2 separate regions of the Homo sapiens genome follow, and region 2 is linked to region 1. The links are chromatin loops, found by intact Hi-C in ENCODE. Cell type or tissue: dorsolateral prefrontal cortex. All regions are shown on one strand. Links, peaks and the distances in the headings refer to the core of each region. The heading gives the core; the rest is flanking DNA. Region 1 overlaps PLS3 (plastin 3). Region 2 overlaps DANT2 (DXZ4 associated non-coding transcript 2, distal).

What was found. A loop is a pair of places that touch in the nucleus more often than their neighbours do. Peaks named below come from ENCODE experiments on the same cell type or tissue, not always from the same donor. Only the 100,000 strongest peaks of a DNase experiment are listed, where the experiment ranks them.
Region 2: a loop joins it to region 1, with 11 times the contacts of the local background. A loop is called at or near these places in 6 of 110 quality-filtered maps.

Annotation. Positions count from the first base shown.
Region 1 is chrX:115,646,700-115,662,832 of GRCh38, forward strand. It overlaps PLS3 (plastin 3), which reads left to right. Exons shown (of 16, transcript NM_005032.7): 14 at 851-974; 15 at 1,194-1,318; 16 at 2,730-4,162. The coding sequence ends at 2,862. It also overlaps the pseudogene PHF5AP4. Among named protein-coding and RNA genes, the nearest start is that of PLS3-AS1, 92 kb to the left of the region's middle. In dorsolateral prefrontal cortex, for the core only: CTCF peaks have their summits at 4,404 (motif pointing right) and 4,606; a DNase peak (open chromatin) is centred at 4,402; H3K27ac peaks cover 429 bases; H3K27me3 peaks cover 6,486 bases.
Region 2 is chrX:115,933,503-115,949,635 of GRCh38, forward strand. All of the region lies in intron 1 of DANT2 (DXZ4 associated non-coding transcript 2, distal), which reads right to left. Among named protein-coding and RNA genes, the nearest start is that of DANT2, 28 kb to the right of the region's middle. RefSeq lists an enhancer at 7,218-7,731. In dorsolateral prefrontal cortex, for the core only: CTCF peaks have their summits at 7,545 (motif pointing left) and 7,749; a DNase peak (open chromatin) is centred at 7,519; H3K4me3 peaks cover 700 bases; H3K27ac peaks cover 1,796 bases; H3K27me3 peaks cover 688 bases.

The DNA.
Region 1 (16,133 bases), core at 603-8,602:
TGGGAGATGCTTCCTTGCAAGTTAGGCAGCAGAACTATGGTTAGTCCCTTTTTTAAAAAATAGGAAGCCTGACACACAGATTTCGGCCTCGTTTAGTGTCAGTGAATTAAAAAATTGTCAGAACAAAATTATGAACATCTTCATGCTCATTTGAAAATAAAGATCTCTCTCTGTAATGCTGATGAAGATCACTATAATGCTGAAAAGCATTCATTATGACTGGGCACCAGCCAAAGCACAGCTTATTTTATGCCATTACCGCTATTGGAATAGTACAAAATGTGCCTACAGTGGGCTGTTGGACCTGCTCATTAAAGCACTGTCAATCTGCTCCTCTCTCACCACTACAAAGAGTAGATCAGTAGCAAGCCACTACTGCTTGAAATATTTTTTTCACATAGTGTGAATCTCTTTCCATGAAATCTTTAGTCCTTGAAATTTAAGGAATATAGGGGCCAGGAGTGGTGGCTCACGCCTGTAATACCAGCACTTTGGGAGGCCAAGGAGGGTGGATCACGAGGTCAGGAGATCAAGACCATCCTGGCTACACGGTGAAACCCTGTCCCTACTAAAAATATAAAAAATTAGCCGGGCGTGGTGGTGGGCACCTGTAGTCCCAGCTACTCAGGAAGCTGAGGCAGGAGAATGGTGTGAACCCGGGAGGCGGAGCTTGCAGTGAGCAGGAGATTGCGCCACTGCACTCCAGCCTGGGCGACAGAGCGAGACTCCGTCTCAAAAAAAAGAAGAAAAATTTAAGAAATATAAAAAGTGGAAGATAAAGCATCTTTCTGATGTTTGCATTTTTCCTCATAAAGTAGATGGTGACGTTTTCTTCTGCTGCCTCTCTTAGATATACCCTCAATGTCCTGGAAGATCTTGGAGATGGTCAGAAAGCCAATGACGACATCATTGTGAACTGGGTGAACAGAACGTTGAGTGAAGCTGGAAAATCAACTTCCATTCAGAGTTTTAAGGTCAGAATCCATATTTGACTATTAAATATTATGTTTGCTGGATAACATCTATCATTTGGGAAGGCAACTTTTGGCTTCTTTGTGAGTGAGAATTAGTGTTGGGCTAATGGCACAATTCTTTACGAATTCACTGGGCTTTGTTTTTGGCACTTGATATAAGTAAGCACATGTTAATTTGTATGTATCAAAATTCTCAGATTTGTTCTCCTTTCACACTAGGACAAGACGATCAGCTCCAGTTTGGCAGTTGTGGATTTAATTGATGCCATCCAGCCAGGCTGTATAAACTATGACCTTGTGAAGAGTGGCAATCTAACAGAAGATGACAAGCACAATAATGCCAAGTAAGGGAGACTGCTAATAGTATGAAAAGAACGCAGCTTTGTAGCTGGACAGATCTGAATTCTAATTCAGGTTCTGCCATTTAAGAGTGGTGTCACCTTGGGAGAAACCTCTTGGAGCCTCAGATTCCTCATCAATAAACTGGGGGCAATAATACTTACCTTAGATTTTATAAAGATTAAATTTTTAAAAATTATAAGAGCCTAGCCTTGTGCTTGGCCTACTAGGTGCTTAGTCGGTTGTTGCTTCAGTGGATTACAGAAATAATGTAGCATGTATTTTAATGCAAATCAGGTAAAACTTTACAAGGAAAATAAGAGCTTAGGGTGTTCATCTGTCTGTCTCATTCTTTTTTTAAAAAACGCATTATCCACTTATGTCTCTTTTACTATACATAGATCATTCTTACTACATTTATTGAATTTATCTTCATCAGTTCCCATATTAACAGAATGCTTGCTAGCCCTCCACAGAAGACTATGCCTTGAAAGTTTCTTGCATTTCAACAATATTCAGAAGGTCTTTTCCACCAGCCTATTTTCTTCTTCACCAAAGGCCTAGAGTGTGACCTGGCTTCATGGGTGACCCATGAAAACCTTACTAGTTAGACATTGAAAATCCATCCACAGTCCTGCATTACCGAACAGCTAAGAAGCATTCCTGCAAAACTTTGGAGTTAGGCACATTATTTCTTTTTTCCTTGAAAAATATTTCTAGCAGATATGACAAAGGTCTAATATCCACAATATATCAAGAACTCTTGAAATCTCTTTTTCTAGAAACTCGATGATTTAATTATCTTTAAAGATTCTGGTTCCAACACACCTAGAAATACTTCACGGATTAGTTGAGATGTGTTCCTGAAAATTTCCCTACCTGGACATCTCAGTTCTTCTGTCCCTTCGTCTACCTTTTCTAGTTTTTGGTCCAGCCACTCTGTCCACGTACCACGTAGACTGTCTCCCCTCTCATGAATACTTGGAAGTATTCATTGCATCTGCCTAACAACTTGGGTTTTGCATCTAGCATGATTTTCCACCTCATATCTCTAAGATGACTTGAGTGTGTGTTATTATGTGTGCAATGAGAATATTAACATGGATTGTATAGACAGCCTAGGTAATTATATATATAAAGTTGGTGCTTCAAGCTTAATTCTCACCTCACATTGGAGAAAAAGAGTGAATAAATATTATTAGCCCCAAATAATAGAGCTTAAAAACCTACTGTAACTTCAAAGTGAAATCAAAACCCAAATCAAAAGAAAACAAAAAGCAAAACTGTTCTAATTGGAACTATCAATATGGAATTTTTGCATCCCAGCATAATAATTATATATGAGGAAATAGATGTCTTACGTGGTGTCCTTAACTGACAAGAATTTCATCCTGATTTTGTTTCCCCCTAAAATAGGTATGCAGTGTCAATGGCTAGAAGAATCGGAGCCAGAGTGTATGCTCTCCCTGAAGACCTTGTGGAAGTAAAGCCCAAGATGGTCATGACTGTGTTTGCATGTTTGATGGGCAGGGGAATGAAGAGAGTGTAAAATAACCAATCTGAATAAAACAGCCATGCTCCCAGGTGCATGATTCGCAGGTCAGCTATTTCCAGGTGAAGTGCTTATGGCTTAAGGAACTCTTGGCCATTCAAAGGACTTTTCATTTTGATTAACAGGACTAGCTTATCATGAGAGCCCTCAGGGGAAAGGGTTTAAGAAAAACAACTCCTCTTTCCCATAGTCAGAGTTGAATTTGTCAGGCACGCCTGAAATGTGCTCATAGCCAAAACATTTTACTCTCTCCTCCTAGAATGCTGCCCTTGACATTTCCCATTGCTGTATGTTATTTCTTGCTCTGTTATCTTTTGCCCTCTTAGAATGTCCCTCTCTTGGGACTTGCTTAGATGATGGGATATGAATATTATTAGACAGTAATTTTGCTTTCCATCCAGTATGCTAGTTCTTATTCGAGAACTATGGTCAGAGCGTATTTGGATATGAGTATCCTTTGCTTATCTTTGTAGTACTGAAAATTTGCCGAAGTAACTGGCTGTGCAGAATGTAATAGAAGCTTTTCTTATTCTTTTATTCTTAAGATCAGTATCTTTTTACAGTATTCTTTCTACATGATCCTTTTTTGTACATTTAAGAATATTTTGATTATATTAAACAAGACTGCTGATTTTGCTACTTTTTTTAAGGGGTCTTCAAGTAAGTAAAACATACATCGTAGCTAGAAGAAAAATGTACCTTAAATTTGCATCTTCCCTCTCATACCCAAGCTGTAAACAATTGAAATATTTTGTCTTAAATCACTTGGTTCAATACATGCTTATTTGTTTTAAAACCTGTATCATCAAACTCTCTCTCTAAATTTAAAATGCTGTTGAATATGATACTTTTGAGGAGAGAGTGTGCTCAGAACTTAGACGGGATTTGGTAGGCCAAGTATGCTAAGTGTACAATATATTTTTTAATTTTACACCTGAAACAAAGAAATGTGGTCACTAAAAATAAAAGTATATATGTAGGAATTAATGTACTCTTGCTTTGTCAAGCTGTTTGCTATAGTTTCCAAGGTATTATGTTACTCTAACTCTGAAAAGTGATGTAATCTGGTAGCAATGTAGTAGTTCAAATAAAGGCATTTACATAATAATTAGTCTGTTCTTCATGCTTTTGTCTCTTAGGAAGTATGCCAATGTTTGTCAGGATTTTTTTCTTTTTGTTTTTCTGATGTATTCTGTAAAATGGTGTTTGTTAAATTTGAGTTTTGGGAGCTGAATTAGAGGTACTGAATTAAGGACAGTACAAATGAAGTAAAAAGGTTTTCTCCAATTTACCAAAATTTCTTTATCCAGTTCCTGCTTTTTTCTTTCTTTTCCACCTCCCTCAGTCTTTTCAATGTTCTATGATATACATATCCTGAAACAGTGGGGATCTGAACAGTCACAGAGGAGAAATGGTTCATAGTAGATCTTCTCAATCTCATCCATATATGACATTTTTGGCTGGATAACTCTGTTGGGGTGGGGAGAAGGGGCTACCCTGTGCATTGTAGGAGGTTTAGCAGTATTACCGGCCTCTACCCACTAGATGTCAGCACATGCCCGGTGGTGTTGACCAAAATTGTCTCCAGACATAACCAAATGTCTCCTGGGTGGCAAAATCATCCCTTGTGGACAATCAGTGCCCATTTAAGCCTTTGTGTGAATGAGTAATATAAGGTGTAGTCTACTGAGGATTTGGTTACATAGAGATACTATATAATACTTTGCATTTATAATCTGAGAGATGGAAAGGCCTTTTTAAATATCACCTGAATTCCAAAGACATAAAATTAAAAAAGGATATATTTGACAACTCTACTTTTGCAAATATATATGTATAATAAAAAAGATCAAAATATAGATAACTAAAAAAGTGAGTTCAGTCTCAGATTATAGATTCTTTTAATATAAAAATAGGATTTATGAGTGAAAAAAAGACAAATCTGCAAACATACTAGGGTAACTGATGAAGTAAGGACAATTACATCTTAAGACCTGTCTTATGCCTTGAATCTGCCATACTCATTCACGTTCATCTTCGTCGAAGTACAAAGGTTCTTCTCTGTAAGCCCTAACGCCTTGAAGTGCCTCTTTAACAAGATAGGAAAGATATATTACATGTGGCCCTTTCTTCAAAAAAGGAGCTGATTTCTTGGGTGGTTCACTATACAGGGCCCACAGCCTGTAGGAGTGTACCATGGGATAGTTAAGTGTTCATATAAAGCAGTGGACCTGACACACAATTTTTTTCCTCCAAAAACTAATTTCAACAAATAAGAATGTGGACCAAAATTAGCAACACATTCAGAATTCTGCTGGGCGTGGTAGCTCATAACTGTAATCCCAGCAATTTGGAAGGCTGAGGCAGGTGGACTGCCTGAGCTCAGGAGCTCAAGATCAGCCTGGGCAACACGGTGAATCCCCATCTCTACCAACATGGTGAATCCCCCATCTTTTCCCCACACACCTGTAACTTCAGCACTTTGGGAGGCTGAAGTAGGAGGATTTCTTGAGGCCAGGAGTTTGAGACCAGCCTGGACAACACGGGGAGACTCCGTCTGTATAATAAAGTTAGCTAAGCATGAGGCTGGGTGCGGTGGCTCAAGCTTGTAATCCCAACACTTTGGGAGACCAAGGTGGGTGGATCACCTGAGGTGAGGAGTTTGAGACCAGCCTGGGCAACATAGTGAAACCCCATCTCTACAAAAATACAAAAATTAGCCAGGCATGGTGGTGGACACCATAATGTGTCCCACCAGCTACTCGGGAGGCTTAGGCAGGAGAATCACTTGAACACTGCGGGCAGAAGTTGATGTGAGCCGAGATTGCGCCACTGCATTCCAGCCTGGGTGAAAGAGCTAAACTCCATCTCGAAAAAAAAAAAAATTAGCTGAGCATGGTGGTGCATACCTGTGGTCTCAGCTACTTGGGAAGCTTAGGCAGGAGAATCACTTAGTTCAGTTGATCAAGGCTGCAGTGAGTTGTGATAGAACCATTGCATCCTAAACTGGGCTGCAAGACTCCATCTCTTAAAGAAAATAAAGATGATATTCCCCCTCTATCCTAATATGCTGAGAGATTGATTTTTTAAATTTTTGTCATGAATGGGTGGGTAGATTTTATCAAATGCTTTTTCTGCATCAATTTATATCATCATAAAATTTTCTTCTTTACCCTATTGATACGGTGGATTACATTGATTAGTTTCCAAAGATTAAACAAACCTTGCATGCCTGAATAAATCCCACTTGGTCAGTGTATAATTCTTATTCATTGTTGAATTTTATTTGCTAATATTTTATTGAGGATTTTTGCATCTAAGCTCAGAATGACGTTAATTTTTATTTAAATGTTTGGTGCAAGTCTCCAGTAAAAGTGTCCAAACCTGGAGATATTTCTTTAATGGTTATGGGGCTATTCAGATTATCTATTTAATCTTGATTGCGTTTTGGGTGGCTTTTGAATTTTGAGGAATTTGTTCACTTCTTCCATGTTGCTGAATTTGTGACCATAAAGTTTTCGTAGTATTTCCTTAATTATCTTTTTAATAGCTGCAGGATATGTAATGATATCTTCAGTTTGATTCCTCACAGTGGTGATTTATGTCTTCTCTCTTTTTAACCTTTGTCAGTCTTGCTAGAAGTTTATCAATTTCATTACTTTTTTTAAGAACTAGCTTTTTGTTTCTTTGTTTTTGTTTTTCTATTTTATTGATGTATGGTTTTATCTTTATGATTTCCATCTTTCTGCTTTCTTTGAATGTGTTCTGCTCTTTTTTTGTTGTTGTTGTTGTAGCATCTGTCCAAGACAACCGTAAAAAGCCACTAACCTCAATAAACTACCCATACAGAATTATCTATTTCTCCTTTCAGCCATATCAGTTTTATTTTGTTTTTTGTTGTTGTTGTTGAGACAGAGTCTCACTGTGTTGCCCAGGCTGGAGTGCAATGGCGTTGGCTTGCGGCAACCGCCTTTTCCGGGTTCAAGCAATTCTCCTGCCTCAGCCTTCTCAGTAGCTGTGATTACAGGTGCCCACCACCACTCCCTGCTAATTTTTTTTTTTTCTATTTTTAGTAGATACAGAATTTCACCATGTTGGCCAGGCTGGTCTCGAACTCCTGACCTCAGGTGATCCACCAGCCTTGGACTCCCAAAGTGCTGGGATTATAGGCATGAGCCACCATGTCCGGCCACACCCTGCTCAGTTTTTATGTATTTTGAGACTGTGTTGTTTGGTGCTTACACATTTAGGGTCACCATTTCTTTTTAGCTAATTGATCTTTTTCTGATTACATAATGTCACTCCTAGTCCCCAGTAATTTTCTTTGCTCTGTATTCTACTTTATGTGATATTAATATAGCCTAGCCATTCCTGCTTTTTAATGTTTACATAATTGTCATTTTCTATTCTTTTATTTTCGAGCTGCATTCATTATGCTTGAAGTGAGTTTCATGTAGATTGCATATCGTTGGGTCATGTGTTTTTATCTGTGTTTTAATTTTTTGCTTGTTTGTTTGTTTTGAGATGGAGTTTTACTCTTGTCGCCCAGACTGGAGTGCAGTGGCGCGAGCTCAGCTCACTGCAACCTCCGCCTCCTGGGTTCAAGTGATTCTCCCACCTCAGCCTCCTGAGTAGCTGAGATTACAGGCATGTGCCACCATGCCCGGCTAATTTTGTATTTTTAGTGGAGATGGGGTTTTACCATGTTGGCCAGGCTGGTCTCGAACTCCTGACCTCAGGTGGTCCACCCGCCTCAGCCTCCCAAAGTGCTGGGATTTCACAGGCATGAGCCACTGCACCCGGCCATTCCTTTTTTTTTTTTTTTTTTTTTTTTTTGAGATGGAGTCTCCTCTGTTGCCCAGTCTGGAGTGAAGTGGTGTAATCTCGGCTGACTGCAACCTCCGCCTCCCAGCTTCAAGCGATTTTCCTGCCTCAGCCCACCACGCTCAGGTAATTTTTGTATTTTTAGTAGAGATGGGGTTTCACCATGTTGGGCAGGCTGGTCTCGAACTCCTGACCCCAGCCTCCCAAAGTGCTGAGATTACAGGTGTGAGCCACCATGCCCGGCTGTTAGCCACTGCACCCGGCCTTAATTATTAATAGTTAGACATTATTTACTTTGAAAGTAATTATTGATATGTTAAGGCATAAGTGTGCCATTTTATTATTTAGTTTATGTTTGCTTGCTCCACTTTTTGTCCTTCTGTTCCCTGCCTCTTATCTTTTGATGAGTCACTTGAACGTTTTTTAAAATTCCATTTTGATATGTCAATAGTGTTCTTGAATATAGTTCTCTTTTTATTTTTATTTTTTGAGACAGTCTTGCTCTGTCATCCAGGCTGGAGAGCAGTGGCACTATCACGGCACCACTGCAGTCTCAACCTCCTCCCGAGCTCAAGTGATCCTCCCCGCTCAGCCTCCCGAGTAGCTAGGACTACAGGCTCATGCCACCACATTCAGCTAATTAGTTTTGTTGCTGTTGTTGTTTGTTTGTTTTGGTAGAAACGAGGTTTTGACATGTTGCCCACGCTGGTCTCTAACTCCTGGGCTCAAGCAATCTTCCTGCCTTAGCCTTGCAAAGTGCTGGGATTACAGGCATGAGCTACCTCGTCCGGCCAAATATGTCTTATTTTTTAAGGACTTGCTCTAGGTGTTAGTATATACATATGTACCATATCACAGTCTATTACTAAGCAAGATTTTAGCACCTCAAGTGAAGTACCTCACTTTCATTTAGATCACTTGACTCTCTCTACCTGTTAAATAAATATAAATGCTTTAAGCAGTTTCTCTACATACATTGAGCACCGTGTTAGATGATATAAATTTGGCTTCAACTCTCAAATAGTACCTTTAAAAAGCATGAAGAGAAGCTTAGTTTATTATATTTACCTCTGTCATAACCATTCTATTTTTCTTTCTTTCTTCCTGGGGTCTCAGCATCCTTAGGTTATAGTTTCCTTTCTCTTTGGAAAACTCCCTTTAGCCTGTTAGCCATTGTTTAATAACAGGTCTTCTAGTAAAAAATTCTCTGAGGTTTACTTCATCTGAGAAAGCCTTTATTTCCCTTTCCGGGACTCTTTTTACAAGGTCCCATGAGTTGAGCCTTACTTGCTACTAGACCTTGGTGAGCTTATCAAGAGTCTAGACTAGAATTTTACCTCTCACACCAAGAAATGTCACATACTTGATAAAATTTAACCTTCTTAGTAAGTGACTTTGTGATCTGATTCCTGTCTAGCCCTGTCTCTTACTACTCAATGCCATTCTCAAATTGTGTACCCACAAATATACAAGCACACATTGTTTACACATGCACACACACACACATACACATATATTTTGACTAAATGAGATGCCAGTAAATTTGAGCTACTTTTTTTAGCAAGAGATATGCAAAACACACATGCTCACACTAACTCTGAATTTATACTGTTGTTGCCTATACCTTGAGCTGGAGTTGGAGGATGAAATGCAATCACGATATGGTGTGAGGAACCAAATGGCCAACAATTTAAATATGCACAAAGGTCTCTCATTTATTCTAAGCAGAATGTCTGCTAATTCTGTAAGAATATATGTGTGACTTGAATGGTTTGCATCTCATTAAATTTAATGTATTTGGCTGATCATTCTCCCTGGATCACACATTATTCTCCAGCTACTGCCACTTTTCTCTACTCTCCCTTCCATAAAAACTTCAAAAATTAGTCTTTACTTTCTTTCTTTCTTTTTTTTTTTTGAGACAGAGTCTTGCTCTGTCACCCAGGCTGGAGTGCAGTGGCATGATCTCAGCTCACTGCAACCTCTGCCTCCCAGGTTCAAGAGATTCTCCTGCCTCAGCCTCCTGAGTAGCTGGGATTACAGGTGCATACCAGCACACCAGGCTAATTTTTGTATTTGTTTTAGTAGAGACGGGGGTTTCACCATGTTGGCCAGGCTGGTCTCGAACTCCTGACCTCTAGTGATTCACTCGCCTCGGCCTCCTAAAGTGCTGGGATTACAGGTGTGAGCCACCTCACCCAGCCTGAAATTAGTCTTTACTTTCTATTTCCATTTCCTCTACTCTCAATCTCTCTTGGATCCACTATAATTAGGTATTTTTCCCTACGTTAACAATCATATAGCATGTATCAGAAATTGTGGGTGCTCAGTGACCATTAAGTTCATACGAGAGAAGAAAGGCTGAATACTAATGAGCTAAGCATCCATTTTTTTAGGTTAAAAAATCATAACTGCAAAGGAGGGAAATAATAAAGCAGAAAATAATAAAATAGGAAACGCATGATAAAGCAGATGAATAAACCAAAATTTGGCTCATTGAAAACCTTAATGAAATGTATAAACCTTAGCAAGATTGATCAAGAAAGAAGAGGAAAAGCGTGAAAAACATTAAAAATAAAAAAGGCTGGGCATGGTGGCTCACGCCTGTAATTCCACTACTTTGGGGACGCCAAGGTGGGAGGATTGCTTGAGCCCAGGAGTTCGAGACCAGCCTGGGCAATATACCTCATCTCTACAAAAGATTTGGAGAAATTAGCCTAGTGTGGTGGCATAGTCCTGTAGTTCAGCTATTCAGGAGGTGGAGGTGGGAGGATCATTTGAGAATAGAAGGCAGAGGCTACTATAAGCCAAGATCACTGTACTGCACCTCAGCCTGGACAACAGAGGAAGACTTTGTCTCAAAAATAAAATTAATTGAAGTTAAAAATTTTTTTAAAGTAGATATGCAGATACAGTCGCTGTTTGAACTGGTAATAAGATATTATGAAAAATTCATGATAGGCTGGGCGCGGTGGCTCACACCGGTAATCCGAGCACTTTGGGAGGCGGAGGCAGGCAGATGGCTTGAGGTCGGGAGTTTGAGTCCAGCCTGATCAACATGGCAAAACCCCGTCTCTACAAAAAATACAAAAATTAGCCAGGCATGGTGGCACACATCTGTAATCCCAGCTACTCGAGAGGCTGAGGCAGGAGAATTGCTTGAACCTGGGAATCGGAGGTTGCAGTGAGCCGAGATCACGCCACTGCATTCCAGCCTGGATGACAGAGTGACACTCTGCCTCAAAAAAAACACAAAAAATTCATGATAAAATTGCAAATTTGAATGAAGTGGACAAATAACTAGAAATGCAACATACTGTAAAAGACTCAATAAGTAATAAAAAATGTGAACAGTTCCATAACTCAAAATTTTAATCTGTATTAAAAATCTTCCAACAAAGAAAAGCATGGCGACCATATGATTTTACTACTGAATTTTACCATTCAAAAAAAATAATAATTCTCAGGCCGGGCATGGTGGTTCACGCCTCTAATCCCAGCACTTTGGGAGGCCAAGGCAGGTGGATCACCTGAGGTCAGGAGTTCGAGACCAGCCTAACCAACATAGTGAAACCCCGTCTCTACTAAAAATACAAAATTAGCTGGGCGTGGTGGCGCATGTCTGTAATCCCAGCTACTCAAGAGGCTGAGGCAGGAGAGTCACTTGAACCTGGGAGGCAGAGGTTGCAGTGAACTGAGATTGCACCATTGCAATCCAGCCTGGGCAATGAGCAAAATTCCGTCTCTTAAGAAATAAATAAATAAATAAATAAATCTCATCTTTAACAAAATCTTTCAAAGTTTCAAAGTCTGGAAAGACAGGTGAAAGTCCCCATCTCATTTCATCAGGGTACCACGTAACCTTGTTAACAAAGCCAGAAAAGGAAAGTATGAGAAAAGAATTACAGGGTAATCAGACTTATACTTGTAAAAATTCTAAACAATATTGGCAAACCTACTGCAGAAACACTTTTTATTATAAAAAGTGATGTGAAGTACATCATGACCAGAGTGGTCAGAATAAGTATTTGCTAAAGTTCAAAATCCAGCAATTAATGGTTTAGAGGAATAGCTCTGCTATGGAATCCAGAGATCTTGCATATCTCCTCATAGACCTTATATGCAACGTGCAACCACATTCTGACCCAAAACTTGCCTAGAACATGGAAAGATAGTCTTCTAAAGAGCTGTCACAAGGATATTTCTGTTCTCTCTCCTTATCTTGTGAGAGACTCCCTATCTTGTGGGAGGCTGCTATGAGCAGTTTTTCATTCAATTTTCTGGTTCCAATGAAGCATGGGATTTTCCACGTTAATCTCTTTTAAGGTACAGTGGAAGTCTATAAGACCACTTAGTTGCATTCTAGAGTCAGCTCTTCAGCAACATAGTGACCTGCCACTCCTGTTGTCTGTTGCTTGGCCCTCTGGTTCAATATTTTCCTGTGGAACTGGGGTTGCACAGAGCTAAGACCATGCCAATTGCTTTTGCAGTCTGTGTAAGTAACACATTGTCTGAATCTTTTAGGGCTCATTGTCTCTTTATTAGCCAAATCTGTAGAAGTGTGATAAGCCTACCTAGCAGCTGTTATCAGCTGGTGCTTAGGAAATGCTTGATTTCTTGACACATGATGATGGGAAAGCCTGGGAGTGGTGGCTCAAGCCTGCAGTCCCAACAATTTGGGAGGTTGAAGTGGGAGGATCGCTTGAGCCTAGGAGTTTGAGAACAGGCTGGGCAACATGGCGAGACCCCATCTCTACTAAAAATACAAAAATTAGCTGGGCATGGTGGCACCAGCCTAGAGTTCTACCTACTCTGGAGGCTGAGGCAGGAGGATCACCTGAGCCCAGGAGGTGGAGGTTACAGTGAGCTGAGATCATGCCACTACCCTCTAACCTGGGTGACAGAATGAGACCCTGTCTCAAAAAAAAAAAAAAAAAAAAAAGGCCAGGTGCGGTGGCTCACGCCTGTAATCCCTGCACTTTGGGAGGCCAAGGTGGGCGGATCACAAGGTCAGGAGTTCGAGACCAGCCTGGCCAACATGGTGAAACCCTGTCTCTACTAAAAATACAAAAATTAGCCGGGCGTGGTGGTGCATGCCTGTAATCCCAGCTACTCGGGAGGCTGAGGCAGGAGAATTACTTGACTCCGGGAGGCGGAGGTTGCAGTGAGCCGAGATTGCGCCATTGCACTCCAGCGGGGGTGACAGAGCAAGACTCCATCTCAAAAAAAAAAAAAAAAAAAAAAAGAAAAGAAAAAAGAAAAAAGTGAATATCTAAAAGGCAAAATTATAAATGTACTTAAATATATGGGAGACGTAGGAGCTATGGCTAAACATCATCTGGATTTGATCATTTGCCACAAGCAGGATGCTATGTGAAAAATGTGATGGCAAGTGTGTGATTTGTGACTCCTATAGGTGCATCCTTGCACCCTGGTGTGCATAGGTGATGAATGTAAGTATAGATCTTACCAGGGGCATTGTGTGATCTGTGGAGGTCCTGGGGTTTCTGATGCCTATTGTTGTAAGGAGCTCACCATCCAGGAGAAGGATAGAGATGTCTGCCCAAAGATTGCCAATTTGGGGATCTCTAAGACCTCTTCTATGAACGTAAAAAATGTGACTTCAAGAAGAGGTGATTGGTGGGTGGCAAGAGGTGATTGTTGGTTGGCCCCTTCCTCCTCCACATCAAGCTGCTGCAGCCGGCAAAAAAGACGGCTACTATTACCAGCAGAAAGGGAGTGGAGCCCAGGGCATCAGGAGAAGTGCCTGCTAGTGTACCAGCACCTTGCCACTCCTTTTTCTCTCTTCAGCCAGATGTGTGGTAGGGATGGAAAAGAATTCTCCACAGAGCACTCTGGTACACTGTTATCAGAGAAAAATTGACAGATTCGTTCATGGGTTTTTTTGAACTTGAGAAGCAAAGCTCTGTTCTCCATATTGATATGTTCACCCTAAAACAATATCTTCTAAAAAGAGATAATATTTCAGTCTTCTGCTTGAGGAGTTGACTGTGAAGCTATGCCCAGTGAAAAACGTGTTCTTGCAGCAGCTCTTGTGGAAGTTGTCCTTGAAAAAACTTTGGTGTGTGGTCGGAAGCTATCAGATCAGGAAATGTGGACATTTAATCTTGTAACACTTACCAGGCGGTGTTGGTTTCATGTTATTTTCCTTCTGAGAAATTGGAAGCCCTTCTGTTGCTATTATATTAATTAAAATTGATGTTTATTTGCTGGTAAAAAAATAAATATGCAGGAGAATATCTTGCTAACATTGGAGGTAGAGAAAGATTTCTTAATACACAAAATTCACAAGCTGTAAATACTAAAATTTATATTTTTGTCTGTATTTACATCTTCTCTTCTACATTTCTTTTTTTTTTTGAGACGGAGTCTCACTCTGTTGCCCACGCTGGAGTGCAGTGGCACCATCTCGGCTCACTGCAAGCTCTGCCTCCCAGGTTCACGCCATTCTCCTGCCTCAGCCTCCCGAGTAGCTGGGATTACAGGTGCCCGCCACCACCCCCAGCTTATTTTTTTGTATTTTTAGTAGAGACGAGGTTTCACCATGTTGGCCAGGATGGTCTTGATCTCCTGACCTCGTGATCCGCCCACCTCGGCCTCCCAAAGTGCTGGGATTACAGGCGTGAGCCACCGCGCCCGGCTACATCTTCTCTTCTTCAAAAGACATTATGGAAATAGTGACAGGACAAGGCAAAAACTGAAAGGATATATTTTCAAATAAACTCCAAAGGATTAGTATTCAAAATATAAAATGAGCCAGGCGTGGTGGCTCACGCCTGTAATCCCAGCACTTTGGGAGTCCGAGGCGGGCAGATCACCTGAGGTCAGGAGTTTGAGACCAGCCTGGCAAACATGGTGAAACATCTGTCTCTACTAAAAATATAAAAAAAGTTTAGCCAGGCATGATGGCTCATGCCTGTAGTCCCAGCTACTCGGGTGGGGCACGAGAATTGCTTGAACCCGGGAGGCAGAAGTTGCAGTGAGCCAAGATCACACCACTGCACTCTAGCCTGGACAACACAGTGAGACTCGGTCTCAAAAAAAAAAAGACCAACTGATAGGAAAAATGGGAAAAACCCAACGTGGGCAACATGGCAAGACCCCATTTTTTATAGGTATATATATATATATATATATTTAGCTGGGCTTAGTGGCACGCATCTGTACCCCAGCTACTTGGGAGGCTGAGGTGGGAGGATTGCTTGAACCAGGGAGGTTGAGGCTGCAGTGAGCTGTGATTGCCCCATTGCACTCCAGCCTGAGCAACGGAGTGAGAATCCATCTCAAAAAATAACAAGAAAAGACAGAAAAAAATGAGGAAAAAATTTGAATAAGGTCGTTATAAAAGAAAGAGAAGGACGGGCATGGTGGCTTATGCCTGTAATTCCAACACTATGGGAGGCTGAGGCAGGCGGATCACCTGAGGTCAAGAGTTCAAGACCAGCCTGGCCTACATGGTGAAACCCTGTCTCTACTAAACGTACAAAAAAAATCAGCCGGGCGTGGTGGCATGTGCCTGTAATCCCAGCTACTTGGGAGGCTGAGGCAGGAGAATAGCTTGAACCCAGAAGGTGGAGGTTGCAGTGAGCCAAGATCGCACCACTGCACTCCAGCCTGGGCAACAGAGTGAGACTCCGTCTCAAAAAAAAAAAAAAAAGAAAAGAAAAGAAAAGAAAGTTTCATCTGCTTGTCTTTGTCCATTTTGTGCTCATGAGAAAATGTTTAACTTAGGAATCAGAGAAATATAAATCAAAGCTCAATAACGTATTAGAAGAAAATGAAAACTCTGAGGCCGGGCGCAGTGGCTCACGCCTGTAATCCCAGCACTTTGGGAGGCTGAGGTGGGCAGATCACCTGAGGTAGGGAGTTCGAGACCAGCCTGACCAACATGGAGAAACCCTGTCTCTACTAAAAATACAAAATTAGCCGGGTGTGGTGGCACATGCTTGTAATCCCAGCTACTCGGGAGGCTGAGGTAGGAGAATCACTTGAACCTGGGAGGCAGAGGTTGTGGTGAGCCGAGATCACGCCAATGCACTCCAGCCTGGGCAACAAGAGCGAAATTCCATCTCAAAAAAAAAAAAAAAAAAAAAAAGAGAGAGAAAGAAAAGAAAATGAAAACTCTGATAATATAAAGTATTGGCTAAGATGTGGTGCAATAGGAACACTTATATTCTCTGATGGCAGTGCAAATTTGTACAACTACTATGGAAATAAATGGACATTATCAAGTAAAGTTGAAAATGAGCATACCGGCTGGGCACAGTGGCTCATGTCTGTAATCCCAGCACTTTGGGAGGCCAAGGTGGGTGGATCCCAAGGTCAGGAGATCGAGACCATCCTGGCCAGCATGGTGGAACCCCGTTTCTACTAAAAATACAAAAAAAAAAAATTAGCTGGGCGTGGTGGCAGGCACCTGTAAT
Region 2 (16,133 bases), core at 3,823-11,822, 290 kb after region 1:
TCAGGTGATTATTAGTTGCTCACTAACATCCTTTTATTTCTGATTGATGTACTTTCTTTAGCATTTCTTGTAGTACAGGTCTAGTGTTAATAAAATGTCTCAGTGTTTGTTTGTCTGGGAATGTCTTCATTTCTCCTTCATGTCTTAAGATTATTTTTGCTGGATATATTATTCTAGGGTAAAAGTCTCTTTCCTTCAGCACTTTAAATATGCCATACCACTCTCTTGGCCTGTGAAATTTCCACCGAAAAGTTTGCTGCCAGATGTGCTGGAGATCCATTATATGTTATTTGTTTCTCTTCTCTTGCTGTTTTCATGATAATTTCTTTATCCTTGTTTCTTGGGAGCTGGATTATTAAATTCCTTGAGGTGGTCTTCTTTGGGTTAAATCTGCTTGGTGTTGTATAATCTTCTTGTACTTGGACATTACTATCTTTTTCTAGGTTTGAGAATTCTCTGTTATTATCTCTTTGAATAAATGTTCTACCCCTATATCTTTCTCTACCTCCTCTTTAAGGCCAATAACTTTTAGATTTGCTTTTTTCCACCTATTTTCTAGATCCTGTAAGTGTTCTTCATTGTTTTTTATTTCTTTTTTCTTTTGTCTCCTCTACGTACTTTCAAACTGCCTGCCCTATTTTCAATAGCTTGCTCACTATTTCTTTCTTCTGCTTGATCAATTCTGCTAGTAAAAGACACTGATGCATTCTTCAATATGCCAATTGTATTTTTCAGCTCCCAAATTTCTGCTTGATTCTTTTTAACTATTTCAATTTATCAAATTTATCTAATAGAATTCTGAATTCCTGCTCTGTGTTATCCTGAATTTCTTTCAGTTTCCTCAAAAGAGCTTTTTTGAATTCTGTCTGAAAGATCACATATCTCGGTTTCTCCAGGATTGTTCCCTGGTGCCTTATTTAGTTCATTTGGTGAGGTCATGTTTCCATGGACTGTCTTTTATACTTGTAGATGTTTGTCTGTGTCTGGGCATTGAGGAGTTAGGTATTTATGTTAGTCTTCACAGTCTGGGCTTGTTTGTACCTATCCTTCTTGTGAAGGCTTCCCAGATATTTGAGAGGACTTGGGTGTTGTCATCTAAGCTGTATCTGCTTTATGAGGAACCATGAGCCCAGTAACACTGTGGTTCTTGCAGATTCGTAGACGTACTACCTTGATGGTCTTGGACAACATCTGGGAGATTTCTCTGGATTCCCAGGCAGATAATTCTTGTTCTCTTTTTTATGTTCTTTCAAATAAATATAGTATCTCTCTCTGTTCTGAGCGACTTGAAACTGGGGATGCAATAATATAAGCACCCCTGTGGCCACCACCACTATGACTGTGTTGGGTCAGACCTGAAGCCAGCACAGCACTGCATGTTTTCCAACGCCTGCAGTAACCACTCCCTGGCTACTGCCTATATTTACTCAAGGCCCTGGGACTCTAAAATCAGCAGGTGGAAAGTTAGGCCTGCACCCTTCCCTTCAGAGCAGTGAGTGCTCCCAGGCCCCATGTGGGTCCAAGAGTGCCATCTTGGAGTCAGGAAGAAGAGTCCAAAACCTTAGAAGTCTTGCTGGTGTTCTATTGTATTGTGGCTGAGCTGTCAGTGAGGGCACAAAATGCAGTCGTTCCAGTCTCCCCTCCCCTTTCCAAATGTAAAGAAGCCTCACTCTGTGGTCATCACCATCACAGGCCCATGGGGAGTATTGCCAGACCACTGTCAATGTTCCCTTTAGGTCCAAGGGCTCCTATGTCTGTTTGTGATGAATGCTGCCTGACTTGGGACTCACCTTTCAGGGCAGTGGGCTTCCCTTTGGCCCAGGAGAGGTCCAGGAATACCATTGAAGAGGCAAGTCCTGGAATTGTGTACTCCAAGAGCCCACTTGGTACAGCCCCCTGTGGTTGACCTGGTTCCTAAGGTTCAAGACAAAGTCCCCTTTACTCTTTCCTCTGCTCTTAAGCAGAAGAAGTCTCGCCCTGTAGCCACTACAGTTGGAAATGTGCTGAGACATGTTTGAAGCCAGTAAGTCTCAGAGTCCCACTGAAGTCCTTCAAAGTAGTACCTGGATATCTCTGCTTGCTATTCAGGGTCTAGGGCTCTTCGGTTAGTAGGTAATAAATGCTGCGAGGACTGGGTCCTTCCCTTCAAGGCAGCAAGTTCCTTTCTGGCCTGGGTTGTGTCTAGAAACGTTACCTGGGAGGTAGGGCCTGGAATGGGGGCCTCGGGATTCTGACCAGTGTCCTATCCTGCTGTGGCTGAGCTGGTATTCAACATGCAATAAAAAGTCCTCTTCGCTCTTCCCTCCTCTCTCATCAAGCAGAAGGAAGGGGTCTCTTTTGGAGCTGTGAGCTATGTAGCTTGGGGTTAGGGGAGAGGTAATGCCCACACTTTCTTAGCCACCCCAGCTGATGTTTCAGTAGGTTATGTGCCCCACCAGTCCACTGTCTCTGGGCCCATTTCAGCATTAGAACTCATCTAAAGGTTGAAATCATTGTGGCCTAGCCTACCTTTCGAGTTCATTTAGAGTCTCTGAGCACTTTAGAACGTGGTAGTGAGGTTTAGAGGAACTCAAGCGGTGATTCCCTTCTGGCTAGGTCTGGTTTAAATACTCCCACTATGGCAGGCATCAGATGAGTTTGGACTGGCTTTCCTTTCTGCTCTAACTTGACAGCACTGAGTTCAACACCTCACAACTGCCATGCTCTCCCTTCCCCCAGAACACGGAAACTCTCTCAGCACCATGCTGCTGCTGCCAGGGTGTGAGGGAGGGGTGACATTAGCACTTCAATACTTTTTTTCTATCTCTTCAGTGCTTCTTTCAGTGACAGAAAGGTAAAACCAGGTATTGTTAGTGCTCACCTGATTTTTTTATTCTTGTCACGGTGTTATTCTTTGTGTGTCCATAGTTGTTAAATTTATGTCCTTGGGAGAGGAAAATGATAGGTGGAGCCTTTTATTCCACCATCTTGCTTTGCCCCCTAATTTCATTTGTTAAGGTAAAGTTTTACTTTTCAAATTTCTCAGATTTATACCTCAGAGGTACAACTTTTGCTGTACCTCACTGCACGTGATTTGCAGGTCACACATCATGACATTCACCTTTTTATCCCCTTGAGAATGCCTGTTATGAAAACTCTCCTTCAACTTTTTTGTCAGCCCCTCTTTTTTCTCTAGTTCTAACCTGCTGTTATGGCCTAACACTAAAATGTTTACCTTGCAGGCCTAAAAAAGCACTTTCCCTCCCGTAAAATTTGACTCTGTATTCTTGGCTTTTTTGATTTACCTGAATTATTCCACTCATAACCTTGGAAACATTATCCTTGTGTCTAATTAAATTCATCAGGTTCAACTTCCAGTTCATCTAAATGAGCTTCCATTAAGAAGAAAAAGTCACAGGGCTGATGGTTTTACTTTGGCTTTTTGTTAGTTGGCCTAAGAATCAAAGGCTTTTTGTTTTATCAAGAAAATTTGCTGTGTTGACTTTATTAGGTTTTTGATTACTGAGGATAATTGAGCTTTAAAAGGATTAAGGTTTTTATATCCGTGTAACTCTCTGTGTTGCATCTGAAGTCTTTTGATGATCACTTTGGTTAAATGAGTATTATTTTATAGTGGCCTGCAATTCTGTTTTGATCAAATGCTTTGAGCGCTTTAACATCTTTGACAAACTTACTCAAGATCAAATCCTTAATTAAGTCTTGTTGACCTAGAATTAACTTTAGGATTTTCCATTCAGACCCCTGGAAAGCAACAAAAGATATTTTTTTCATTTTGTAGAGACATTAAATGATTAAGCTTATTTGGAAAATTGTGTAAGAAATGTTGTTGAAGGATAAGCAATATTAGATCTTCTCTTAGTTGCATTTATAAATGTACTATTAATGCAAATGTTTCAAAAATTATATAAATTCATAGAAATATGTTATCAATCATAATTCTAGTTGTTACCTAAAAATGCTATATGTAATAGAACTAACTAAATTTTCTCATCAATTACAACCTTTCATCAGATTTTTAACCACGGCCATTCCAAGTTTTTAGAATCCACAGTTATCATTTTGAATTATTCTGTAAAAACATTTACAATCAAATTCATGAACAAGGGATGGTCATGGTGGCTCACACTTGAAAAGTTATCATTTTGGGAGGCTGAGACGAGAGGATTGCTTGAGCTCAGGGGTTCAAGGCCAGCCTGGGAACCATCACGAGACCTTGTCTCTACAAAAAGCAAAAAAATAATTAGCTGGCTATGGTGGTACTTGCCTCTAGTCCTGATTACTTGGGAGGGTGATGCAGGAAGATCACTTGAGCCCAGGAGTTGGAGGCTGCAGTGAGCTGTGATCCTGTCACTGCACTCCAGCCTGGATGACAGAGCTGAAATAAACTAATTAATAAAATTAAATATCAAATTAATGGAAAAAACTCCAACAAGTACTCTTTTTTTTTTTCAGATGGAGTTTTGCTCTTGTTGCCCAGGCTGGAGTGCAATGGCGCAATCTCGGCTCACTGGAACCTCCGCCTTTTGGGTTCCAGTGATTCTCCTGCCTCAGCCTCCCAAGTAGGTGGGATTACAGGCGTCTGCCACAATGCCCAGGAAATTTTTTTTTTTTTTTTTGTATTTTTAGTAGAGACGGGGTTTAGTAGAGATGGGGTTTTTTAGTTCAAGATGAGGCTGGTCTTGAACTTCTGAACTCAGGTGATCCACCTGCCTTGGGCTCCCAAAGTGCTGGGATTACAGGTGTGAACCACCATGCCTGGCCCACAAGAACTCTTAAATACAGGTTTCTGATAACTTTAATATCAATGGACTAAATGAAAACTTCCAGAACTCTAATAAACTGATGGATTCAGAAAACTACTAGTGGAGATCAAAGAGAACAAATGTTGATTATATGAGACTGAATAACTAATGAAGACAATGTTTTTATGATTTTTTACTTGATACATGTGGTTCTTAATGTTTTGTTTTTCAGATTTAGGAACATTTTCTCTCTTGAGCTATCATTTATAGCAATTTGGTAAGATATACTTTTGTAAAAGAAAAAAGAAAAAAAGGAAAATCATTTGGATTTTTCTCCTTGATTCCTCCAGAATTCAGAAAGTATTTGTTAGTATTCTTATGGTAATATGATTATTTGCATAAGCCCAATAAAAATCTGTCTTCTTTATAGCAGAATACAATTTAAAAGCATGGTTATTACCAAGGCTTTGACTGAAATGACATATTTGAAAATATGCATAAAATGCCTGACTTAAGGGTTCCCAGCCTTATAGTGAGTAAATAAAAACTGTCACTTCCCAGCAGGTCCAGGAATCCTAAGATTATAATAAAATCTAAAGTTGGTCTTGGTTTTGCTTTCTAGCCTCATGAGGTTTTAAAATCTGAGATTTCCTATATGATCAATGTAGAAAGAAAAGGTTGTTTCTAAAAAAGAGCTATACTACACCTGTTATTAGATTTTAACTCTGCACATTGTTTTCAAGCTCTTATTATCTACTTATACACTACACGTGGTCCTAAATTATTCTAGGTTCCTCCAATCCAACTTTTTTCCATAAAACTCCTAAGGCAGGAACTACTTCGTTTCTAAGGCCTGTAAGCTAAAACTAGATAAATTTTAAGGAACAAATCTTGTGCCTGATATATGAACCACACAGAAAGGTCACCAAACTCCCTGACACCAAAGCCAGAGACATTCAAACTGTAAACCAGGACAAGAAGTTGACATTTTTCATGCCATAAACGACCTTTCCTAAGACATCAGAATGACATATCATAATGAAAGTCTTACTTCCCTTAATGATATTTTTTTTTCACTTGGCAGGAAGTTGACATAATTACTTTTTTTTAGCAACCAGTAACTGCTATAGATAACTTGACAAAACCTGACCAAAGAAATCCTTTTAGTTCACCTAGTGGGCAACTTTAAAAATTTTGTTCAAATTATAATGGTGGTTCCTTTTGTAAAATTGGCATTCTCTGTTTTAATTTTACCAAGTCAGAAAATGCTACTCAGTGGCTATAACAGGTCTCACCTAGTTTCCTCTATGGTCTTTTGATTTGTTTAGTTGTTGCCCTTAAGTTTGTGCTCTTAGAGCAAAACCATTGTGCAAACTAATTTTATTATATTGTTTTTTATTTTTGTATTATGATTTTTAAGTGTTGCTCTTATTACCTGTCTAATCTTTGTAAAGCCAGCTCTCTGAAGGGGATAAAATTAGCCCATTGTTTCAAGGTGACTGCTGATGACTATGGAACTGTAAGATGAAACTTGATGCTGGACTCCAGATGAACCTACCATGAGAAAATTTTTCCTTCTGGCCTCCTTGTTACTCCAATATGACCCAGGTCACTGATATACACCCCTATGACTTACCCTCAATGAGGAAGACAACAGGACAGCTCCATCCCAGCACCGAGAGACAATTAAGCCTAACTTCACAATGGTTGATCAGTCATGCATTCATAGAAGGATCTTGATCAAAGAGGGGCGTGTGAAAGTTGATCACACACATTGGGTCATTCTTACAATATAAAACTAAAACAGTCAAGAGTTCAGGGGGAAGAAGCACTCAGGGCATTATTACATTGCTCTAAGAATGTAATTCTCTACCAGCCTGGATGATAAAACTGCCTGTTATATCCTGAAAACACTTTTATCTAACAGCTACTGAAACAACCTGCTCAAAACTCTAAGACCACTTTTACCCAAGACTATCACTCACCCATCAGAGACTGCTAGCTCCACAATACGTTACTAGTACCAATGAACTTTCTAGAAAAACTGTATGTGACATTTCTCCTTTTATAAAACCTGCAACCTCCTCTTTCTTCTTCAGAAATACTAAAGGCCACCGAATCTGTATGTATGCACCAAACTGCAATTTTTCCTCCTGTAATAAAATGTTAAATTTAGATATTCATCTCTAGATTTTTATTTTCACTTTGAAAAAGTCTTCTCACCTGATATAGCACCTGTCAATTCCTGCAGGCCCCGCAATAGCCTGCCATTCCCTCTAGGGCCTGCTGCTGACATCTTAAGCTACAAGAGGCTGCTGGACTGCCTTGGGTAAGATTGCCCTGGCTCCATGAGGACAGAAGAGAAGCAACAACTCCAAGATAAGAAGGGAAATCCAGGTACTCAGCCCACCTCAAGCTATGAGTCAATGTCCCCATAAGAGCAAGAATTCTACCTAAGATATCCTATATAAACCCACAAGTGTGCCCAGAAGCCACTGACACATTTACATGATATTTAGACTTAACGCTCATAAAGGGATGATGTATTAACAGCAACAGATACATGGATACATCTGTTCTTTTTGATGAACACTTACACACAGACATTTATATTAAAACCAAGAGCCCCAGAGAAAGGTACACTCAGCCCTGCCTTGTAGCACTATAGCAGAATAAACTCTGCTTCTAAGGCTTATACTGGTTGTGGGCCTTCCCTGGTGTTTTTTCATCCACAAAGGGTGGAGGGAGAGGCCTGGTAGGACGGGGCGGTTGGCATTTCTGGAACAACAGTGCCATCAAGAGGAAGCTTTTTGAGCATGGCTTCCAGCCCTTCGCAGTGTATCCAGAGGGGAAGGTTTCTAATAGAACAAAGGGTAGGTTTGGGGCACTCAGGGAATTCTGGGACTGGATGTGGGCACCTGACTGGGTGCCTCCAGATTCAGTGCAAAAGCGAGGGAGCCGAGCTTGCCCACCAAGAAACCCTGGGCTGCCAGGCCTGCCAGGCTCGGGAGGCGGCAGAGGCCAGGCCTTAGTGGCAGCCATGTTTGGGAACCTGGAGCTACCACAGGGCATTTTGACTGTGGATCTTTGCTCTTGGTGAAGATGTAACTTCAAGCGAAGAAAGGAGGCACTGCCCTGGAGGTCCCAGGGCCAGCCAAATAAAGGGGAGGTGGCAGTAGCCACATTGCTAGGTGTAGCTCATAAAAAGGATAGAAAATTTCCTGATTTGGGGGGTACTACAATGATACAAGAAAGAGTAGTTGAAGTACATTGCACTTCAAACTTTGTCTGGTTAATTTTTGCTCCTGTCAAAGAAAGTCTGGGTCAAAGGTCTCACAGCGTGCCATTGCACACATTTTGTCCCATGGGGCAGAGAGTGCTGACACTCATTGGGGATCAAGTTGATACCAACATTGAGCTCTGGTGTCAGAGGACCTAGGTCTGTATTGTGCTGTACTTCAGCTCAAGAACAATCCGGAAGTGCACTGTTTGTTAGGCTCTAGTTCCTTAGTATGATCTGGTTCCTCTCCTCGTGGAAGAAACCTGGGTTCAAACATGAAGATCTATGTTCTGTGTATCTGCTTGTCTTACAGCATTGGCTCAAACCTAAGGAACACTCTCAGAGCATCACACTCACAGCCTTGAGCTTAGGATCAATCAGATCCTGTAGGTCCAGGTCTTGCCCTGAGGCTTGGAAAAAAGAAGGTTGATTGACCCTAAAAGGCTCTGCCCACATAAGACCACTGGGCAACACTTTAGGAAACTCACAAGTATGAAACTGAGAAAGGACTAGAGCAGTTTTTGGCACCCATTTGGGAGGTGAAAGAAAAAAAAAAGGTGGAGATCTGGGCCTTGAGTCTTCCTACCAGGCCTGTGGGCAAGCACTGACCAGGGAGCATAGCCTCAGTCAGTTAAGAGCTGGCAAAAGCACAACTTAACCACGATGTTTTCCAGGAGTAGGCCATTAGGAAGATGGAGTGTATAAAATAGGCCATGTACCCAGGAGTATGTACCTCGTTCTTGGCTCGGCAGGACTGCTTGATGAGAAGTAGATCTGAGGGAAATGGGGAGGAGGCTAGGGCTGGATGCACAGAGAGAAATGGGCATGGAGAAAGGAAGGATGATGACAGAACCCTACAGTGGTTAGATTCTGGCATGGACTCCTGGCCCTTCTTGATTCCCAGCTACCTGGATAAACACAGGTTCAGACTTGGGAGAGCCAGGGGTGAATGGGAAGCAAGGCCAATTCCTGCTCATTGCCCTGAGGCTCCTGGGACTTTGAAGGAAGGTGGCCAAGAAGAACTCTGCAAAGGCAGGGATCTAGGCACTAGCTCTCTTTGGTGTGGGACACACAGCACTAAAAACAGGCTTCTGCCAGAAGTATGGCACTCTCAGGAGCAGGCACTGCAGCCAGTAAAGGGGCAGGTGGTAAAATGGCTGTAACCTCAGGGTGGGGATCCTTTGCAGAGATTTATGCTAGCCCTATCCAGACATGGCTACCAACAGAATCATGAGCCAGGGCTTCCAGTACAGGTCCCACCAGGTGCTCTGGGGGTCTTGACCTGGTGCTTGTCTCTGAAGCTTGACAGCCCCAAATGGCCATTGGCCACACTTCTCCCATGCATCCAGATAGCTCTGTTCCCTCCTGAAACCCCACTTCACTCCCAAGCCACTCCTCAGACAATCATGAGCAAGGGTTCATGGGATTGTCAAACAAGTTCTTCTAGATGGCACTATTATGCCAGAAATGCCAGCATTCCTTCCCCTCTTTCCTCCCCAATATTCCATCCCTCTGCCATTTGCTACTGAAGAAAAAGCCAGCCAGTGTTTATCCTGGCTGAATCCTTGGGGCTCCCAGTTCTCATTGCTGGTCCTCCATCTTGCAGGGCTTCATCCCAGTAGGGTGGTCTCAAACTTTCCTCTTGACAAGGAGAAATGGCTCTAATCATTACCTTATGATCATACCTAAAAGCCATGGCTGAATCTTTAGCACTGGAGCTGGCTGAGACCACAGGAAAATATCTTGAGTCTGGGCAGAGAGTTGGAGCCAGACTTAAACTCTGCTTACCAAGTAACATTTTGACTTGGACATTGACATAAGCCACTAAAAGGTCAGCTTGACCCAGAGGTCTCAGGATGCAATACCCACAAAATGGTGGCGCAGCGGCACCAGAACTGGGGTGAACAGTGAGGAAAAACTGCCATCACAAGACAATGTGGCCTGAGGACCCCGCTCCTTTCACATGGCCGTACCCTCCAGATGAGGAATGGTCTCCAGACAAGGAAGGTTGCACGCTTGGGTCAGTGAGGAGGGGAGACAGGAGCCAAACTAGAGATACCCATCCTCCTCATATGTGATGTCCATGCCAGGATCAATGGCAGGACAATTCTTACAAGCAGGCTTGTGGTAGGTGTACTTCTGATGGCTTGTGTGGAATAACACCTCTTCAAGACACATTCCCCCACATTTCTCCTCAGTATGTCAAGAGACAGACATAAGGGACATTGAGCGATTGGCACCAGGCTGCGTGAGTGTGGCCTCCCACCCCTTTTAGCCCAATCACCCTCTAACAGTTAAGGCAGAGTGCACTCCATGTCCTCACCAGTCAGGAGGGCCATTGTGCAGTGAGTTGGGCCCAAGAGGGATTGGGAGATAATGGGCAGGACAAGAAGGCAGAGCTGTACTCAACACCAATAAGGTGAAGGCCCAAAAGACCTGTCTGTCTTCCCTGGGTCTCCAACAGACTTTCTCTTCTTAAGTGAGGCCAGGACCACTTCTTAAAAGTAACTCTGGGAGCCCAAAGATCCCATAACTGGCAGATGGCCAGCCTCCCAGAGTCCCAGTCCCAACCCATTTCCCCTCTCCCCTACACTACAGGACACTGACCTCAAGTTCCAAGAAATGATCCCAATCCCCTGAAGGAAACACATCTTGCCTAGGTGCTCATCCATGCACTTCCTACTTTGGGCCTCACTATCAGGACCTCATTCAAAAAGTCTTTCCTACTAAGCATGGTGGAAAGCTACAGAATAGGGCACCATTGCCCCATGCCAGTTATCTACATGCCTCAGCAGTGTCTTCTGTAGATGGGCTGAAATCCCAGAACCACTGCCCATTTCATAGGATAAAACAGACTTTTTTAAAAACATAATTATTTTAATTAACCTTTTTCATATAAATGCCATCAGTGACACTTCATACACAAACATGATTTTCATGTCATTTCAGTATAAATTCATTGAGCATCTACTTTGTGCTTGTTGCAAAAAGGAATGAGACAAAGCCCTGCCATCAGAGAATCCTCAGTCTGTGTTACCATTGCCGTATGTCTTAGGGCATGGTTGGAGATCAAGAATAGAAAAGCCACTAAAATCTACTTAGGTAAAAGAGAACCGACAGGCCTGCTGTGGGTGATTGGAACAGAAAATGACCAAAGATGTTACTTTCTTCATTGCCATGTTATCTCTTCCTCTGCTTCCCTCATTTTATATTTCTCTCTTTCTCCCACCTTTTCTCCCCCTCCCCATCCAACCCATTTGCAGATTGCCTTCCTTTGCTCTCCTACTACACCATCCACCATGGCTTACACTGGATGGTGCTCTCAGCCTCCAACACGTGCTGGCAACTGTCCAGGTCCAGCATTACTGTCTGTTAACTTGACTGTCTCCATTGTAATCCCAAGTGGCCAGCAAGAGACTCCAAAGGGCCTACCATGGACAGGTTTCCAACCCTAGCCCAAACAGCTATGGCTGGGGAGTGGGGAAAGGATGCCCAAGGTCATATTGAATGGTATGCAAGGGACCGCTCTTTCTGGGGCTGGACTCAAAGGTATGGGATGATGGCTTCTGTAAAATATAATGTGATAGCCAGGCGCGGTGGCTCACGCCTGCAATCCCAGCACCTTGGGAGGCTAAGGTGGGTGGACCGCCTGCGGTCAGGAGCTCAAGACCAGAATGACCAACACGGCGAAACCCCATCTTCACTAAAAATGCAAAAATGAGCCGGGCATGGTGGCAGGTGCCTGCAATCCCAGCCACTTGGGAGGCTAAGGCAGGAGAACGGCCAGAAGCCAGGAGGCGGAGGTTGCAGTGAGCCGAGACCGCACTCCAGCCTGGGTGACAGAGCAAGACTCTGCCTAAAAAAAAAATTATATATAGATATATCTGTCTATCTATATATAATGTGATAAATGGTCTAATAGTTGCTCTACAGTACATACACCTCAGATTCACATTTTGCAGACTTCACAAATTCATAGAATTTTACAAATGTATGGGATTCCAGGAATCATTTGACACAATCCCCACACTTGAGCTCATTGTAAACCAAAGCTCGAGAGCAGATAAGGGTGGATCCCATAGTCTCTGACTTCTAGTTTACGCCAACATTTACCAAACCAGAGCAGTTTAAGACTACCTTTGACATGTGGGTTACCAAAGATAGTCCACACTGCATTATAGCATGTGGATTTGTTTGTCTTTTTTAGTATAATTTCTGTACCTACTAAGAACTTTCACATATATCATCCTATCTAGTCCTCCCAGCAATCATGAAAATAATTGTTAAGCCTATTTTGTAGATGATAAACTGAGACCCAAAGAAGTCAACAGATTTGCCTACACTTTACAGATCATATCAGGCAAAGCCAAGTTTTAAACCCATACGATTTGACTTCAGACCTCGCTCTTTCTGCTATGCCACACTGCCTTCACTCTCTGGGAATCAGTCAAGTGTCAATTTGTATTGTTTGAAAATTTTTTCTATATGTTATGATGTTTTGTTTTGTTTATTTATTTATTTATGACAGAGTCTTGCTCTGTCGCCCAGGCTGGGGCGCAGTGGCACGATCTCAGCTCACTGCAACCTCCGCCTCCCGGGTTCAAGCGATTCTCCTGCCTCAGCCCCTCAAGCAGCTGGGACCACAGGCACTTGGCACCACACCCAGCCAATTTTTGCATTTCCAGCAGAGATGGGGTCTCGCCGTGCTGACCAGGCTGGTCCGGAACTCCTGACCTCATGGGATCAGCCCGCCTCGGCCTCCCAAAGTGCCAGGACCACAGGCGTGAGCCACCGCGCCTGGCCAAAACAGACTTTTTGAAAAGGATAAGGAAGAGGATTCAGAAGGATAAAGAGCACTCACCCATAACCCTAGCATCTGGAGATGACCCGGGATCGCAGAGGTATCCTCTTTTTCTGTTCACTCTGTGTGCCCTGCAACAAGATAGCCAACTATCCTTCACTGGATTTTGGGCTGATTGTCAAAGTGATAGCCAAAAGGTGGCAGTGTATATATTCAACCCACCCAGCCAACTGAGAGAGTGCTTTCAGGCTAGGATATCAGCTCTTGGATCAACCGTGATTTCTGAAGAAAGTATAACATTAAAATCAACCCTAATTATTTATTGAAAAATCCCACAAATGTAATTTGAGGCTGTCATAAAGAGGCAGCTTTCCATGAACAGTCCCATATGAAACCAGAGGATACCTCTGACTTCTCTCATTCCTGTGGGGGAATCACAACCATCATGTCTTGGCATCTATCCTCACAGAGCTTCCTTCTTGGTCTGTGTACTTGTGTGGGTATGGAGAAATAAATTTCTTCACAAGTGTGTTTTCTCCATCATGCATAAATAAAATAACAGAGGGGAAATGAAAAGAATCTGGGAGTATGTTGACTCTGCACAGAGATGCAAAGTCCAGTGGAGGTGTTTTGTGAAAGCCACAAATTATAAGAGAGTCTATCACATGTAAGCATCTTGGTGTCAAAGAGAAAGTCAAAGGCAGACATACCTCTGCATTTGCCTTTATTCACACTGGACACTAAAAACATACACACAAGGAAAAATGACACAATTCTCACTGTAGGCAGAGTCAGGAGGATGAATAGAAGGCAGAGGGGAAACTTGGGAGTGTCCATCATGCAGTGTTAAGGGCTACCACTTAATTGGGAGGAATCTCTATCCACAGTGGCATCTCCAAGGTGGTTATGGGAGAAAGGAAGAGAAAAAGAAGAAAACACACATAGATACACAATTAAGGAAGAAAGTAGAGGCATGTGTGTTTGCATGTATACATGCATGTATGAATGCACAAATGAGTGAATGTGGGGGTGCTGCAGGGAGAGAAGACCCACACTTTCATGTAGAGCTTCCTTGAAGGGGCTGCAGAACCAAAGGCCCCCACCATGGTCACCTGCCTGTGTGGAACCACTGGGCCTTCCTTCTGACCCACGGAACCCCAATCTGGAGCACCCAATGGGGGACTGCCTACCTGAGACCCCTGGAGGTAAGCCAAGGCATCATTTCCCCAGTCTTCACAATTTACATGGCCCCTGCCAATTTCTGCTGCTCCCACAATGGCTTACTACTCCCTCTTGGGCCTCCTGAGCCAGTATACTGGATGAGGTTGTTTTGCTGGGCTCCCTTGGGCTTGGCCTGGCTCCATCAGTACAGAAGACAGCCAGTGACTCCATAATAAGAGGGAAAATCTAGGTACTAATTCCACCTCAAGCTATGAGTCAGTACCCCCATGAAAGAATTTTACCCAAGTTTGGTGTGGTGGCTCAATCCTGTAATCCCAGCACTTTGAGAGACTGAGGTGGGAGGATCAGTTGAGCCCAGGAATTTGAGACCAGCCTGGGCAACATAGCAAGACGTGTCTCTAAATATAAAAACAAACAAAAATCTACTCAAGATGATCCTTATAACACTCACAAATGTGCTCAGAAAACTAGGAACCCCTTTATAAAAAATTCAAACTTAAAGCTCATAAGGAGATGATGTAGAAAAACAAGTACATCTATTCTTTTTGATGAATGTTTGCACACAGACATATTTCTCACTGAGGGCCTGAGAAGAAGAAAACCCCTTCTCCCAACAGATTAAGCCCCACTTCCAGTGATTGGATTAGTTTTGGGCCTTCCTTGGCATTTTTTCATCCACAAAGGGTAGAGGGTAAGGTATGACAGGCCAGGTTGATTGGCATTTCTGGAGCAACAGTGCCATCAAGCGGAAGCTCTTTGAGCATGGATTCCAGCCCTTCTCCATGTATCTGGAGGGTAAGGTTTCTTATAGGAGAAAGGGTGGGTTTGGGGCACTCAGAAAATTCTGGGGCTGGATGTGTGCACCTGACTGGGTACCTCCAGAGTCAGTGTGAAAGCAAGGGAGCCAGGCTCACCCACTAAGGAACCCTGGCTTGTCAGGCCTGCCAAGCTCGGGAGGTGGTAGAAGCCAGGTCTCATTGGCTGCCATGTTTAGACACCTGCGATACTGGAGAGCATTCAGACTATGGATCTTTGCTCTTGGTGTAGATGTAAGTTCAGGGGAATAAAGGGGGAACTGCCCTGAAGGTCTCAGGGATGTGGGAAACCTGAGAACCAATGTCCCATCTGGAGGACCCAGACAAAGAAAAAGAGAAGGAAGAACAGCCACATTGCCAGGTGCAGCCCATAAAGAAAATAATTTCCTGATTGCTGGGTACTACAATGAGATAAGAAAGAGTAATTCAAGTGTGGTGCATTTCAAGTTTTTTTTCTGGTTTCTTATCTCTCCCCTCAAAGAAAGGCTGGGTTAAGCGTGCCACAGGATGCCATTCTTTCCATTTTCTCACTAGTGCAGAGAGTGCCAGTACCCACTGGTTATATATCAATTGAGCAGGACATCATCCTACAGAGTGAGTAGAACTGATTCTACATTGAGAATTCATTTCAGTTTGGGAATATTCCAGGATTGCCTGATTTCCTGGTCTCCAGGGGTAACATCCATTTTGGCTCCTCTTGGAAGATACCTAAATCAACACACATGGGGTTGCATGGTCCGTGGGCTTAGCTTTCCCATTGCATTGACTAAGGCTGAAGGAGCATGCTCAGACAACCAATCTCAAAGCTGCGGACCCGTCAGATTTTCTAGGTCTGGATTTGACCTCAGGGCTTGGCAAAGATAAGGCTGGTTGGCCCCCAAATATTCTGCCTACATACACTTAGGAAAATTCACACATGAAAAATAAAGCATAGCAAGCAGAGGATTTCAGCACCCATCTGGTAGGTTTCAAATAAAAAGGGTGAACTGCTGGGCTTTGAGATGTCCTACTTGACCTTTGGGAAAGTGCTGACCGGGAAGCAAATCCCCAGGAAGGCAGGAGCTAAGAAAGGGCACAACCCACCCTACAGGCTTTCCAGAAATGGCCTCTGGAGAGAGGCAGAAACTACAGAAAAAGGCTATGTGCCAATGAGCATGCACCTCCTTCCTAGCAAGGCACGCCTGATTAACAGGGGTTTGGAGGATAGGTGGGGGTGGGTGGATCTGGGCAAAATGGGGAAGAAGAACACTGGGGCTGGGCACACACACACACAAAATGCAGTTGGAAAACAGGAGGCAACTGAACCCAAAAAT